3 separate regions of the Homo sapiens genome follow, and all the other regions are linked to region 1. The links are chromatin contacts, found by Hi-C or POLR2A ChIA-PET in ENCODE. All regions are on one chromosome and are shown on one strand. The core of a region is the stretch at or near the end of the contact, and the rest is flanking DNA. Distances in the headings are between cores, read along the strand shown. Region 1 holds the start of INTS11 (integrator complex subunit 11). Region 2 holds the start of HES4 (hes family bHLH transcription factor 4). Region 3 holds the start of MIB2 (MIB E3 ubiquitin protein ligase 2).

Region 1 (4,883 bases), core at 1,607-4,106:
TGTGGCCTGGGGGCCCGAGAGGAAAGGGTCACGGCCCCTGCACAGACTGTGCCTGGGCAGGAGTCTGATGGCAGTGAACAGTTTTCCCCTTGAATCCCACCCACCTCCCCCTGCCAGCCACTCGAAGTGTCCAAAGCCAGCACCACACATCAGGATGACGGGGCCACAGCCGAGGGGCTGCCTGCCACAGAGAGGGGATCTCAGGTTCTCTTCCAGGCCTGTTCCTGCCCCCGCTGGGTGTGAGCTCTCTGAGAGCAGGGTCTCAGCTGTCTCCTCCCTCTGCATCTCCTACCCCAAGCCACGCCAGGCTCACAGAGGCCCTCTGGCACCTGTGGGAAGGGAGGGCCGCCCCTCTTCATGCCCAGGGACCTAAGGCCACAGAGGCACTTGTGGCACACGGCCCCGAGGCATGGGGCCCGGGCTGGTTTTCTGAATTCCAAAGCCCAGTCCTGAAGTACTGGCAGTCCCGCCTCCCGACAGGACCCACAGTGATCCCAGGAAGGAAAGTGGAAAGGTGCGGGAATAGAGCCTGGAGATACACGAGGGGACAGGGCTCAGAAGACAGGAGGAGATATCCCTGTCAGCAAGGAGACAGACGGCAGACAAACAAGACACCCAAAGCACGCCAGACGAAGGTTACTATGACAGAAAAGAGCAAGGTGAGAGAATGAGGAAGCCTCAAAACTTCCAGAACCATGACAGGAGACTGCTCCGAGAAGCCAACTTTTGAGCAGGGGAGGGGAGGGGTAGGGTGGGGGAGGGGGAGGGACGGGGTGGGGAAGGGATGGTCCAGGGGAGGAGAAGAAGCGGGGCGGGCGGAGGGAGGACAGGCAGCAGGGAGGGACAGGCAGGGGGGAGGGAAGGGACCAGCAGGGGGAGGGACGGGCAGGGTGGGTGGGGGGACCGGCGGTGGGGAGGGATGGGCAGGGTGGGTAGGGGGACCGGCGGCGGGGGGGGTAGCCACACACAGGCCAAGGCGTGGGAGTGACCCCAAGGACACAGCAGTGGTCCAGTGAGCGCGGACACGGAGCCCGAGGCAGTCCCTGGTGCAGGGAAGCGGTGAAACAGGACTTCGGCTTTGATGATACCTTGGCTGAGGTGACCTTGAGAATATACCCAGGTACAGATTGCGGGTAATTGAAGCCACATGAAAGATCAGAAAGATCAGATGTCCAGAGAGTGGGCAGAACAGGCAGCCAAGAGGCCAAATGGGAAAGGGGCAGGCTGGGAGGACCCCACGGAGGACCCAGAGAGCAGGGGAGGGCAGTGGGGCCCATGCAAACAGCTGCAAAATGCCATGGGGTGTGCACAGGCCAGGGGTGTTCACAGCACAGTGTCCACACCGGGGCGGGGGGCACCCTCCGAGGAAGCGCTCACGCCATGGGGGAGGACATGGAATCCCGTCCTGGTGTCTGTGCTGGAAGGTGCCCTCGACCCCCTGCCCGGTGGAAGGACCAGGTTCCAGGACAGCACAGGGCAGGCACCTGTGGAAAACGCTAAGGACATCAGGATGACTGGCCACCAACACCATGTCCCTCCAGCTGTTTCTGAGACCCTGGATTTTGACTAATTTTTTCCTTCTTCACATCGTTCTATACTGTTACGACTTTGACTTTCTTTTGAGACATGGTTTTGCTGTCACCCAGGCTGGAGTGCAGTGGCACAATCATGGCTCACTGCAGCCTCAACCTCCTGGGCTCAAGCAATCCTCACAACTCAGCCTCCCAAGTAGCTTGAACCACAGGCACACACCACCACGCCCTGCCAATTTTAGCATTTTTTTTTTTTGGAGTGATGGGGTCTTGCCATGTTGGCTAGGTTGGTCTTGAACTCCTGGGCTCAAGCGATCCTCCCACCTCTGCCTTCCAAAGTGCTGTGATTGCAGGCGTGAGCCACAGTGCCCAGACTGTCAGGACTTTTAGGAGTACATATTTGCGTTTTTTGCTATTTTTTTCAGTGTTGCAGAAATCAGGTAGAACAAGAGCTAAAGTGAGAGTTGATTGTAACTCGGGCGTGAGCACACAGAGTGGTGGACAGAAAGCAAGACGTGAGGAGGCAGAAGCGGGGCTGGGGGGCTGAGGGGCTTGCGGGGTTAAGGGGCTTGGGGGCTGGGGGACTGGGGGGCTGAGGGGCTGGGGGGCTGAGGGTCTGGGGGTCTGCTGGGCTGAGGGGCTGGGGGACTGAGGGGCTGGGGGACTGAGGGTCTGCTGGGCTGAGGGTCTGGGGGACTGGAGCGCTGGGGGGCTGGGGGGCTGAGGGACTGAGGGGCTGAGGGGCTGGGAGGCTGAGAGGCTGGGGAGCTGGGGGGCTGAGGGTCTGCGGGGCTGAGGGGCTGGGGGGCTGGGGGGCTGAGGGGCTGGGGGGCTGAGGGGCTGGGAGGCTGAGAGGCTGGGGAGCTGGGGGGCTGAGGGTCTGCGGGGCTGAGGGGCTAAGGGACTGAAGGGCTGGTAGGGCTGGAGGCGGCAGCGCGCGGCACGGGGAGGTCAAGGCACCGACGAAAGCGCACAGCGAGCGCGAAGGCCCCGCGGCCCCATCTGCGACGTCCCCTCACGGCCGCCTGAACCTCGGGGCTCGCGTTCTCGCGTCACTGCCGGAGGCCCGGGGTGCAGGGACTAGGCCGCCTCTCGGCTCCCACCAGGGCCCGCGCGGGGAGGAGACCGGAGGACGCCCGCGGCGCGCACCTGGCTCCACGAGAAACGGGAGGGAGCGGGGCGCCCAGCCCGCCCGGAGCCGCATACGGAGCCCACCCCACAGCCCTCCCGGCGGCTCCCACTCACCCAAGGGCGTGACTCTGATCTCAGGCATCGTCTCCGCCGCGCTCCCGGACCCGCGAGGCCCGCCTGCGGTGATGCACTGCGCAGGCGCAACCACCTCGCTGCAACTTCCGGTGCGCTAGCCGGAAACGCGGGTCGGGGCGCCGGGCCTCCTGATTGGGCAGCATCCAACCAATCAGGGCGGCGGGCGAGGGCGGGGCGAGGGCGGGGCGGTGGGCGGGGACGGGGCCCGCACGGCGGCTACGGCCTAGGTGAGCGGCTCGGACTCGGCGGCCGCACCTGCCCAACCCAACCCGCACGGTCCGGAAGTCGCCGAGGGGCCGGGAGCGGGAGGGGACGTCGTCCTAGAGGGCCGGAGCGGGCGGGCGGCCGAGGACCCGGCTCCCGCGCAGGACGGAGCCGTGGCTCAGGTCGGCCCCTCCCCAACACCACCCCGGGCCTCCGCCCCTTCCTGGGCCTCTCGGTGGAGCAGGGACCCGAACCGGTGCCCATCCAGTCCGGTGCCATCTGAAGCCCCCTTCCCAGGTGAGACTCGTAGCGCTCGCTCGACAGGGTCTGGTCCCACCCACAAGGCCTGGGGCGCCGTGGGGCCCCGTCTCCTGCTGGCCCCCCAGCCTGCTGTCAGCCCCCGTGCTCTGTGCTCAGGCCGCCCTCGCGCCCGGCCCTGACCTTGGGCCGTTGGGCTGCCCTGGGAAAGGCCTGGAGGTGTCCTGGGTCACCTTCCTGGGCTGGCAAGCTGCCTGCCTCCTGCACAGCCACTGCCCTTCCTGTTGTTACCGAGCCACCAGCCACAGCTCTGAGAAGCTCCTGGCAGCTTCTGTTTGCCACTGGCTCGAATCTGGGCAGGAAGGCAAGGCCCGCAGAATATCTGGTGACCAAGAAGGAAACCCCAGAGCCTCAGAGACCATCTTCTCAGTGGACAAAATTAAGGCCCGAGGAGGGGAGGGGCGTGCTGGAAGTCTATGGGACTGCATCTTTCTGAGGCCCAGGAGCAGCCATCCCCCACACCTGAAGCCCGGTGAGCTCACATCTGGGGCCTCCGCCTGGTGCCAAGCATGCAACCCAACCTGTGGGGCCTGCAACGCCAGGCTTCAGCACCCTGCAGGCACCAGTGCTCCAGCAGCCTGGGCCACGGGCTGGGCAGGGCTTGCAGCCCATGATCCCTAGTGATGAAGGGCCCAGTCCTAGGGTGCTGAGCAACCTGCCCACCTGCTCCTGGCCAGGAGCTCTCACCACGGCTGGGTGCCCTTCCCCCTCCCCCACCGATGGAGTCCCTGCAGCCAGGGAGGCCAGGACAGGGCTCCCAGCACCAACCGGCCTAGGAACCCCCAGGCCCTCTTCCTGGTCGAGGTGGAATGCAGCTGACTCTCAGGTTCCCCAGAGCAGGTGCGGGCCCGTGGGGCACCCGGGGAGACAGGGCAAGGGTGCTTGGCAACACTCACACAAAGCATGGGTGCCTGGATGTCTGTGGATCTGTGGAGTGACTATGTGAATGCCAGCAGAATCCAAAGCAGGGCCTGGGCCACTCGTGGAAGGCTCCCTAGGGCTAGTACAAGAGCCTCGTGGCAATCTTCTGAGTGGTAAAACCCATCTGTGTGGGACATGGAGTTTCAGCAACAGGAGTGAAAACACGTGTCCATCCATCCAGCAAGTGCCAGCCCTACAGCCTCTTTTCTGCTTTTGGGGATGTAGCAGTGAGGAAGATGGGGCAGCCTGCCCGGCAGCATCCCCCCACCCCCGGCCCCACCTGTCTCTGCTTTCTGCTGTGTCTGTTTTCTTGTCTAGGACTTCAGAACTTCCTGTCTTTGTTGTCATCTGACCCCACCCCAGATGGCTGCTCGCACTCCCCATGCACCCAGATAGATGGCTAGGATGGTGCTTGGCTCTCGGCAGGGGCTTAGTATTTCTCCAGCTGGTAAAAGCAGATACAGCATCTAGAGAGAGAAACAAAAACAAGAAAGCACCAGCAGAGACACCTGCTGCAGACAGCGGGGCCTAGTGGTCTGATAAAGCCAGAGGGGGCCACTCTCGGGGTCAGGGACTGACACGGAGTCAGTGGCCTGATCCACAGGAGGGGCTGTGCCAAGGTCCCTGAATGCGCAATCCTGA
Region 2 (4,883 bases), core at 1,680-4,179, 320 kb before region 1:
GTCCAGCTGGGCCCGGATGATGCACCACCCAGCCTGCGGCAGATGGGATGGACGACAAGTTAGGAGGAAACAAGGGGGAAAAGCCAGGGGGCAGGTGGTGTGGAGCACAAAGGAACCCAGACTGCGAAGGGACTGCCCAAGGACTGTGATTCCCCCAGAACCTGAGTGGTCCCTGGGCAGCTATGCAGGGCCCTTTCGCCACAGTGGAGAGGGCATTCAAGGCCAGAGCCTGGTGGAGAGATGCCCTGCCCTCTTGGGACCCACAGCCCGGGTGACTTTGTGGGGTGCCTCTCTTACCCTGAGCTCCTCCCCACACTCCCAGCTTCGCTGCCCCAGGCCCTCCTTCCCCTTCTGCACTGATGCCTTCTCTGAGCAACTCCCCTCCCCCGGCCACGCTGAGCTTCCAGCTGCCCCCAAGAAGACCGTCCCTTCCTGTGCTGCTGAGGAGGCCTCCCTCACGGGGTCTCAAGCTCCCAAGGGGAAGGGGGCCTCCCTCACGGGGTCTCAAGCTCCCAAGGAGAAGGGGGCCTCCCTCATGGGGTCTCAGGCTCCCAAGGGGAAGGGCTACTTTGAGGCTCTCCTGGGACCAGGACCCCCAGAGTAGGACTGCTGGGGGGACCAAGGGTGGGACCCCCAGCCCAATGCTACCCCGCCCAGGGTCACTGGCCTGGCCCTCGGAGCTCAGGGAGGGGGCAGGGCAGCCAGGGGCCAGGGGTGGCCTGGCTTGTTGGGCCTGGGAGGCTCCTACAAGCTGTGCACGGCTGTGTCCTGGAGGGCCCAGGGGGGCTCCTGATGGAGGCACAGACTGGGGCCTGGAGGGCCAGTGCTGGTGGGAGGGCTCGCTCGCCTCCCGTGGGCCCTGGTGAACTCGGCCCCAGTTGGGAAATGGCCCTGGGTGCGGCTCAGGGGGAGACCCTCTGCCTCGGCTGAGTGCCTCGAACTGCGCCGGACCCCCCCGAACGCGGGACCGGGATGGCGACCGCGGCGCTGGTTCAGGGGAACGTCCGGCGCTGCCTGGTAACTCGGTGGTCGACAACGGCACGTGCTCGGGACGATGAGGGAGGAGCCCCCAGTCCTCACCCACTGGGGAGGCGGAACCTCCCTTACCGGGGCAGGGGAGGCTGCGGGCAGGGCCGACGCCCTCGTGAGCGACGTCCTTGGCCCCGGCACTCGGTGTCCACAGCCCAGCTCGGACCCGCGCGCTCCCGCCGGGCGCCCCCCGCACAGACGCCTGGAGGAGGGGTCTGCGGTGGGCACGGGCAGCTCTGCACTTAACAGGAGAACCCAGCGGGGGTCTTCAGGGCCAAGGGCGGCCGCCCTCATCCCAGCGCCGCTCAGGACCGCAGCCTCCGCCTTCCGCGGTCCGGGGACTGGGAGTCGGGAAAGGGGCCTCCGAAAAGTAACTTGCCCGGCGATGCTGCGCGACCGCCTTCCAGCACCGGGAAGATTCTGGGCACTCAGGGACGTTGAGCTTCCCACCTGAGCCTCCGGGGGGACCCCTCACAACCGCCACCGCAGAGCGAGGCAAACCCAACGCGGGGGCAGAGGGCGGGTGCGCATGCGGGGCTGCAGGGATGCGGAGGGGAGGGCGCGGAGCGGAGGGCGCGGAGCGGAGGGGTCGCCCTCAGTCCTCGGTCCCGCCCCCAGCCCGCCCCCCCGGGCCCGCCCGACGCCCCCAGCCACCTGCAGACCGCGGCCCTGGGAGGAGGGCGGGACCCCGGCGCGGCGTGGCTGCGGGGCGCTCCCAAAGTCAACTCTTCACCAAGACAAAGAAAGAAAACTCGTGACGCAGACTCTGGAATAATAAATACGTTTTCTCTGCTACAGTCTCGGCAAAGGCCACGGCCCTAGAACGGGGCGCCGCCTCCGATGCAGTCTCAGGGCCACAGCCTCAGCGCAGCCACGGCCTCCAGGGCCCACCCGGGCCCTGCGGCCCCGCCCTGGGGGCGGCGGGCAGCGCCCGGGTCAGACCCGGCAGCAGCGGCGGCGCGAGCAGAGGGAAGGGGCCGCCGAGCGATGGCAGCAGCGGGCGGCCCGCGTAGACCTCGGGCGCTGGGGCCTCTGCGGGGGCAGCCGGGGACAGCGAGGCCGGGCGGCGGGAGGGTCCCAGCTGGCGCAGGCAGGCTGCCAGGTGGCCCAGCAGGCGGGAGCGCACGTCGGCCGGGACGCCCTCGCAGCCGGCCAGGAAGCGGTTCACCTCCGCCAGACACTCGTGGAAGCCGGCGCGGTACTTGCCCAGAACGGCGGGGTCGGCGCTGAGCGCGGCTGCGGGAGCGACACAGGAGGAGAGGTCGGTGCCGGGTCCCGGGGGTCCCGCGCCCTCCCCCCGCCTCCAAGCCGCCGCCGCCCGCGCCTCACCCGTCACCTGCACGCGACGCAGGCTCCGCAGGTGTCTCACGGTCATCTCCAGGATGTCCGCCTTCTCCAGCTTCGAGTGGCGGGAGCTCTGGGGGCGGGGATAGGCGGGAGGTCCAGGTCAGCTGCGACCCAGACTCCGGGTCTCGGGCCTTCGCCCCCGACTTACCTCTTTTCTGAGGGCGTCCAGGATGAGGGTTTTGAGCTGAGCGAGGCTCTCGTTAATACGCGCTCGGCGCCGCTTCTCCATGACCGGCTTGGAGGACTGCGGGTCGGGCACCGGCTGAGTCCCGCGTCCCTCCCGCCCCCCGGTCGCCCCCCTCACGCCCGGCCGGGACCCCACCTTGCGGTGCTCGGCCGCGCTCCGGGGCTTGTCTGGGGTCCGGCTGGCGCTGGCCGGCGCTCCTGCCATCGGCGAGGCGCTCGGTTTCCCCGGCGTGTCTGCGGCCATGGTGCGCCCCGCGCCTCCCCGTGCCGGGTGGAGCGCGCCGCCACGGACCACGGGCGGGCTGGCGGGCGAGCGGCGAGCGCGCGGCGATCCGAGCCCCTAGGGCGGATCCCGGCTCCAGGCCCGCGCGCGCCTCAGGCCGTTTCCCTATTTAAGGCCTCGCCGCCGCGGGGTGTGTGAACCCGGCTCCGCATTCTTTCCCACACTCGCCCCAGCCAATCGACGGCCGCGCTCCTCCCCCGCTCGCTGTCAGTCACGCCTCGGCTCCGGGCGCGGCCTCCGCGGGCGACAATGGCATGCGGGGCCCCCGCCCGCGCCCCCCTCCGACACCGCTGGGGACAGGGCCGGGTGATCCCGCGCTCCCCGATGCAGCCGGGGCCGAGCAACGCGCCGGGAGGGGCCGCTGGGGGCGAACGGGGCCCGGGACCCCCGGGGCTGGGCGGAGTCTCGGGGCTCACTCTCCCGCCCAGGGGGCCGGGAGCCGGGGCTGGACGGAGCTGGGGCTGTGGCCGCGCGGGAAGTCGGGAAGGAAATTCCCCCAGTGGCGCAGGGTCCGGCGGCGCCGAGGGGTGGGCGAGCCTCGGTCTCGAGCCTCTTGGCTTCCTCCGCCCGTCCCCACTCCGGTCCCGGTTTGGGCCCTGCTCGGTCTCCGAGTTTGATCCGACACCGGCTCGGCCTCCGGGGGTCCCACCCTCAGGTGTGCGGCCTGGAGCACGGAGGGCTGCAGAAAGCCTTGGGAGCGACAGAGCCGGGGGAAGGTCGGCGGCCGGGTCGGCAGGCGGGAGGGCGGAGTCAGCGGACGGCGAAGGGGCGCACGGGTGGCCCCGCAGAGCAGGGCCGGTGATGGCGCGGGCCGGGCCGGACCACGAGGAGCAGAACGTGCGCGTGACGCGAGCGGGCTGGTGACGTCACCAGGCACCCGGGGCGATGACGCAAGCCTGCTGGGATGACGTCATGTGGCCCGTGTCGCCACGTGCTTCCAGGTGACCCGCTGGCGAACTCAGCAGCAGCAAAGTGGGGCTCACAGAAAAATGAGGGGCCACTGTTAATATAACTGCAAAGGGGCAGGTTGCGTAAAACAGGGCTGTGGTTATTTTCGTGTTTGCTGTTTTTATTTCGAATGCCGCTGCGGGGCACGTTGGTCCTTTCCGCACTCGGGGTCCCCGGCGGCCTCACGCGTCCGTGCAGCGGAGGCTTCCTGAGCCCCCTGGAGAGCCTGGCCTGGGCCCGGGTGTGGAGACCCTCCCGGGCTTTCAATCCGGGCAGGAGGCAGATGGCAGACTCAGCAGTCACGTAAGAGAACCGAATTAGGTGGGTGGCCTGGGTGGACAAAAGCCTTCTTGACGCCGGGTGGTCCCAAAGGCTTCTGCGGGGTGGGGGGTCCTCAGGGGGGAAGCCTCAAGGGAGGGCGTGGCATTCCCAGGGTGCGAAGGGGGCGCAGGGACGAGGGAGGTGGGGAGGGGGAGCTGGGCCAGCGAGAACCGGGAGCTTCTGGTCGGGGAGGGAGTCGGGGAACTTTTTGGGGAGCTTTTCTGAGCCAGGGAGTCGGCTGATTGGCAGGTTCGCCCCTGCCCGGGCACCTGGACCCAGGGTTTCTGTGCGGAAGCTTCCCCTCCCCTCGGACCCCACGTCTAATCTGGCCCCAAGCAAAGTCCTGCGGCCCACGCGGGAAGGCGCCCTCTTCGCGGCGCTGACCCCGGCCCTCCGCGGTGCCCCTGAGGCGCCCCCCACACCCCGCCGCTTGCACAGGGGCGCGGGGGGCTGCGAGGCCGGAGCGGGGGTGGCGCCCTCTCCGCCGAGAGGCTGTCCGCGCCCCTCGCCGACTGGGGAAAGCCGCGGGGGCTGGGCGGGCGTCTCGGAGGTGGCCCCGCGAGCACTTAAGCCCCGGCTCTCCTGCCCCGACCTCTCTGCGCGCGCCTCGGCGCTGGAGAGGCTCGGACCGGCCCCGTAGCCCAGGAGGTGGTGTGGATGGTGTCCCCGTCCCGCGTCCCTCCCCGGCCTGAGCGCTGGGCCCGGGCGGGAAAGCCCGCGAGCGCCCCCAGTGGCCGCAGTCGCCGCCGCCTCCTGCTGGGGGTCATCC
Region 3 (4,883 bases), core at 603-3,102, 290 kb after region 1:
ACTTGAATCCAGGAAGCAGAGGCTGCAGTCAACCAAGATAGTGCCACTGCACTCCAGCCTGGGCAACAGAGCAAGACCCTGTCTCAAATACAAAACAAAACAAAAAACAGTTGGTAGAGAGCTTAGGATTTTATTTTTCGTTTACACAGGGAATCCAAGAAAGGAGACAGACAAAGTGAGTCTCAAGGATGAGAGCAGAGAAAAGCTCGAGATAAGAGCTGTGCAGCCGGGTCAGGAAGTGATCGGTCTAGGTCGGAACAGGAGAATCAGTTAGACACAACGGATGTGTTTGAGCCTTTGGAAAACGGTATCGTTAGGCATGTGGCGAAAACGTTGGGGTACTTGAAAAAAAGGCTGGCCATGGGTTAGTAAAAAGCTAGATATGTGAAAATATTAGGTAATTATTAACTCAAAAGAAAAAAAAAGATTGTACAGGAATTGTGGCATGGTTTTATACTGTAGCAGTGAACAGCAGGTACTCAATCATGAAGAGCTAAGCCTGATTTCATCACGACAGCTGTGAAAGTTGCAGGTACCAAAATGGAACTACTTCCACCAATCCCTAAACAAATGGAGTCGGGAGGCCACGAAGGGGGAGCTCTCATGCAGGAATACCTGCAGCAGGCCTCCTCACAAGACGCTCCTGCACGTCCTGCACGTTTGCCTGTAACCGGACTTACTGCAGGGAAATTCCTCAGGACTGCAGTATTCTAGATAAGCAGCTTGCACAAGGACGTCGGCCTGGTAAGGCTCTCTCCAACAACAAGCTAACGCCCACTCCTGCAGCAAGCGCCCACAGCCAGTGGTTTTTGTTACAAAACAACTTTTGTGAGCTCATCTGTATTTTCCCCTTCGCCCGGCCCTCTCAGATAGGCCTATGATCTGTCATGGCACGAACAGCCTAGGCTGCAACCCCCTGCGATTCCCAGATTAACTCACTTGTCCTGGAGAGCCTGCCTCTGGGTTTCCTTTCAGGTTGACAGTTTGGGAGCTAACAGGACCACGTGAGGGGTGCAGCGGGGAAGATCAGCCAGGTTCTCAGGGACCTTCTCCGGAAGTACGCAATGTCTACAATTAAGAAATGAGAGGCCGGGCGCGGTGGCTCACGCCTATAATCCCAGCACGTTGGGAGCCCTAGGAGGGCAGATCACGAGGTCAGGAGTTCGAAATCAGCCTGGCCAAAATGGTGAAACCCCGTCTTGACTAAAAATGCAAAAATTAGCTGTGCGTGGTAGCGCATGCCTGTAGTCCCAGCTGCTCGGGAGGCTGAAGCAAGAGAATAGTTTAAGCCCTGGAGGCGGAGGTTGCAATGAGCCGAGATCGCGCCATTGCACTCCAGCCTGGGCGACAGGGCGAGGCTCCGTCTCCAAAAAAAAAAAAAGAAAGAAAGAAAGAAATGAGAAACTAGCAGTGCATTGTTCAGAAACGCGGAGACTTCTCTCAGGAGAAAGCGAGAAGCAAGCGTCCAACTCTGGGGTGCAGAACCCGGGGCGGGAGGACGGGCCCGGACTGCCGTTTCTCGCTGTGTCCAGGTCTGCGTGACTCAAAACCCCGGATAGGGCCCGCACTGGTGGAGTCGGAAAGAGGTGGCTGCGGCGCGGCAAGTGCCGCCAGTGCCAGCGAGCGCGACGTCGCTCCCAAGCCCCCGTCTCTATGGCAACCGAGTGCGTCTCTAGGACCGCCACTGCGCAGGCGCCCGGAGGCTAAGCCGCTCGGAACCTAGCTGCGCCACGCAGGGTAGGCGACGCAGACGCTCCCGCGTGACGCACTTCCGGTGCTTGCCCTGCCCATCCCCGTGGCGGGGGCGTGGCCATGGCGGGGGCGCTCCGGCGGGGGCGGGCCCTGGGCTCCCGCCCTTCGGGTCCCACAGTTTCCAGCCGCCGCTCTCCTCAGTGCCCGGTGGCCCAGGAGGGCCTGGGAGCCCGAAGCCGTCCCCGAGTCGCTCCTAGGTCACTGGCGCGATGCGGGCCGTCCTCTCGGCTGATGGTGCGTGCGGGCGCGGATCTCCTCCCCTGGTCCTCCGCACCGTCCCCGAGTCGTTCTCCGCTCTGGCAGAACGCGAGCGCCGTCCGGTTCCCGCTCCCGCTGGCCCAGCAGCCCCGGGCTGGACTCGGCGTAGGGTCCGCACGGGATGGGCTGGGGCTGCGCGCGCAGCGCCGCCGCGGGGCCTCCTGGGAGTTGTGGTCCGGCCACCCGCGCGGGACTCCAGCTCCCGGCAGGCCTCGCGCGGCCCGGGGCCAGCGGCGCTGGGGTCGGCGCTGGGGTCGTCGTCCGGGCCGGGTGGGCTGCGGCGCGCGGCAGGCGCTCTGGCCTGGCCTGGCCGCCGCTGAGCAGTCGGGGCCGGTGGGTGGCCTCGAACGCCGGGACAGACCGACAGACGGACTGGCCGGCGGTCCCGCGCCCCCGAGCGGAGCGGGCGGGACGGAAACGTCCGGGCAAGTTGGGGTCGGCAGGTACTGCGCGGCCCTGGCAAGGTCTGGCAGCGGACAGGGCCGGGCGGCCTCCGCGAGCCACGGGCACGAATGACAGGGGGCGGGGCGCGCTCCGGGTGGGGGTGCCCGCCGTGCCCGCCCCTGGCCCGCCCGTTCCCCTGCGCCGGCGCCCGTGCGCGTCCCGGAGCCTCCTGACGTCTGCGAGCCGCGGCCGCCAGACCCCGGGCGCACGCAATTACGGGCCCGGCGCTGGCGGCTCCTGCGCGCTCAGACCCCAGGGAGCCCATCCGGGCAGGCGGCGGCCCTGAGTGTCGCGGCCGTGGGCCCGAGTGGACCTGGAGCCGGCGGGCAGCCCCGGGGGCAGACAGGCGACCGAGCCGCGGGTCGAGGTGCTAACTGTGCATCTTGGCATCTCCCCTCGGCCACAGGGTTGGAAGCCCAGCGAGGCTAGAGGCCAGTCCCAAAGTTTCCAGGCATCAGGGCTGCAGCCCAGGAGCCTCAAGGCGGCCCGGCGGGCGACTGGACGGCCGGACAGGTGAGCTCTTGATCGTCCGCGGCCTGATAGTTTGCACTTGGCTCTCCCACTTTGGGGCTCCGTGGAAGCCACGTCAGAGAGGCTGTGTTTGTGTCTGAGCATGCATGCGAGTGGAGGGGAGTGGTGAGTAATCCCGCGTCTCCTCTCTGAGTTCGGAACCCATGGAGGAAGAAAGCAGAGGTGCCAGACAGGCCTCTGATAGGCACCTGCAGGATTGGGGCAGAGCGGCCGCAGCGCAGGAGCGCCGGCAAGCCTGGCCCTTCCCGGGAGGCCCCCTTTGTCCGGTTCCACCCTGGCCTGTTGCCTCACATGCAACAAGTGTCTGAATGTGGCGCTCTCCTGGCCGAGGGCAGCCCTGGGCGGTGAGTGGGATGACACCCCAGCCTGCAGGGTGCCTGTAGGTCTCCACCCAGATGGGCAGGATTGGAGGTGGCCGCAGCGCTCGTGGGCTTTCCCTCAGCAGGTGTCTCCATGCTGGCCTCCCCGCCTCAGGGCTTCATCCCACTCCGTGGGCCTGATCTCCCTGGGGCACCTGGGATGTCCATCTGCGTTAGCTGGAGCTACTCCATGGCCTGTGGCGTGCCACACACAGCGGCATTTCGGTGTCATTAGGCACAGCTGGAGGTGCAAGGAGGAGGGCAGCCTCATGTCCAGTTCCATGTAACTTGCTTCTTCTGAATAAAGGCAATTTGCTAACTTTCTCGCTAAATAGGATTTGGTTTCTATGGCTTTTAAAGCTTCTCCGATAAAATACTTGCAATAAGGGAACTCTCTCCTCCTACACTCTCCTGACTGATGGTTCGGAAGTCCTCCTGCCCTCTGAGAGCTTGCAGTTTCTTGTGAAAAAGAGAAACTAAGCAGCAATAGAACAGACCCGGTGTCTGCTTGCGTGGTTAAGACGGTAAATGCTAAATGTGTGACACTGCCTTTAGAAACCATTTTCTCCAGCCTGGCTTGCTGGCTGCCCGTCTGGTTTGCTGTGTTGTGTCTCCAGTGGCTTTAGCTTCCAACAGGAAAGCCTGGTAGCCGAGCGAATCTGTGACCCAGGAAGTAGCAATTAAATGCCTGGGACGCTGCCTCGAGGCTGGTGTGTGCTCTGAGGTAAGTTCCGATTTGCCAAAGCACATCTGTCGATCTGTCGCCCGAGTCTTCACACCCTGACTGCCTCCATCATTTTAAACATCGGGAGCAGTTGCCTGCAGCGGGGTTCAGATGCCAGCCAGGGGCACAGCCTGTGAACTGTGGGTAGATGGCAAAGTCTAGCATTTCTGGCAAAGGAAAAAACATTTGGTAACTCTCTGAGTAAATTTCTGACTGAGATGAAGATACCCATTGTGGGGCAGCATCCTGAAGCGGAAGCCTGGGCTGTATGTTTCCAAGAGGAGGAGCAGGAGTGGCCACAGCCATGTACGCCACGATGTACACCAGGGGCTGCGTGGCCACAGCTCTGGTCTGCTGGTCTGCTCCCTGGAGCCCCTCCACCAGTGCTGGGCTGTGGCTGTGGCTGTCTCTGGTTTGTCTTTCTGGGAAACCTTGGCCAGGTTGGTGTGAGGGCAGGGCTAGCCTTGGACATCTGCACTTCCCATAGCAGCCTCTGGCCCAGAGCTCACCCGCTGTGGGCAGGTGATCAGGGTGATCAGGTCCCACGGGTCCCCTCCTCTGCACCTGGAGCCTTGTGGGTGTAGAACAGAAAAATAGGAGGGGGCAACCCAGAGGCCTCCTGCTCTCCAGGAAGGAATGGATGCTGGACAGGTCCAGGGTGGAGGCAGAGGGAGTGAGGGGCCCTTGGGGGAACATCTGTCCTAGAGGGCTTGATTTCCAGGCTGCCCACCCCACTCCTACCCCTAATCTGGTGTTCCTCACCTGCCTCCAGGAAGTCCTCACCTGAGGTCTGCAGCGGGTGTGCCAAGCGCCAG

What was found. Hi-C counts contacts between places; a loop is a spot of excess contacts on that map. ChIA-PET counts read pairs that join two places held with the same protein, here RNA polymerase II (POLR2A). Pooled maps may share reads with other maps.
Region 2: a loop to region 1 is called in a pooled map, with 4 times the contacts of the local background. The contact joins the promoter of HES4 here to the promoter of INTS11 in region 1. A Hi-C loop is called at or near these places in 1 of 37 single-sample maps with no recorded cell type and 5 of 50 pooled maps. POLR2A ChIA-PET finds 5 or more read pairs at or near these places in 2 of 52 experiments (HEK293 and MCF 10A).
Region 3: a map with no recorded cell type shows a loop between it and region 1 (12-fold over the local background). The contact joins the promoter of MIB2 here to the promoter of INTS11 in region 1. A Hi-C loop is called at or near these places in 6 of 37 single-sample maps with no recorded cell type and 11 of 50 pooled maps. POLR2A ChIA-PET finds 5 or more read pairs at or near these places in 1 of 52 experiments (WTC11).

The regions. Positions count from the first base shown.
Region 1 is chr1:1,321,804-1,326,686 of GRCh38, forward strand. It overlaps INTS11 (integrator complex subunit 11), which reads right to left and starts at 2,857. Exons shown (of 17, transcript NM_017871.6): 1 at 2,778-2,857. The coding sequence starts at 2,805. It overlaps CPTP (ceramide-1-phosphate transfer protein), which reads left to right and starts at 2,999. Exons shown (of 3, transcript NM_001029885.2): 1 at 2,999-3,299. RefSeq lists enhancers at 46-554, 1,318-1,827 and silencers at 2,646-2,775, 2,956-3,455.
Region 2 is chr1:997,168-1,002,050 of GRCh38, forward strand. HES4 (hes family bHLH transcription factor 4) reads right to left here and starts at 2,930. Exons shown (of 4, transcript NM_021170.4): 1 at 2,699-2,930; 2 at 2,525-2,620; 3 at 2,359-2,446; 4 at 1,797-2,265. The coding sequence starts at 2,806. The coding sequence ends at 1,892. RefSeq lists silencers at 1,896-2,205, 2,756-2,895, 2,966-3,345, 3,446-3,495, 4,573-4,883.
Region 3 is chr1:1,613,648-1,618,530 of GRCh38, forward strand. It overlaps MIB2 (MIB E3 ubiquitin protein ligase 2), which reads left to right and starts at 1,853. Exons shown (of 20, transcript NM_001170687.4): 1 at 1,853-1,986; 2 at 2,861-2,967. RefSeq lists an enhancer at 1,348-1,517 and silencers at 1,618-2,667, 2,698-2,787.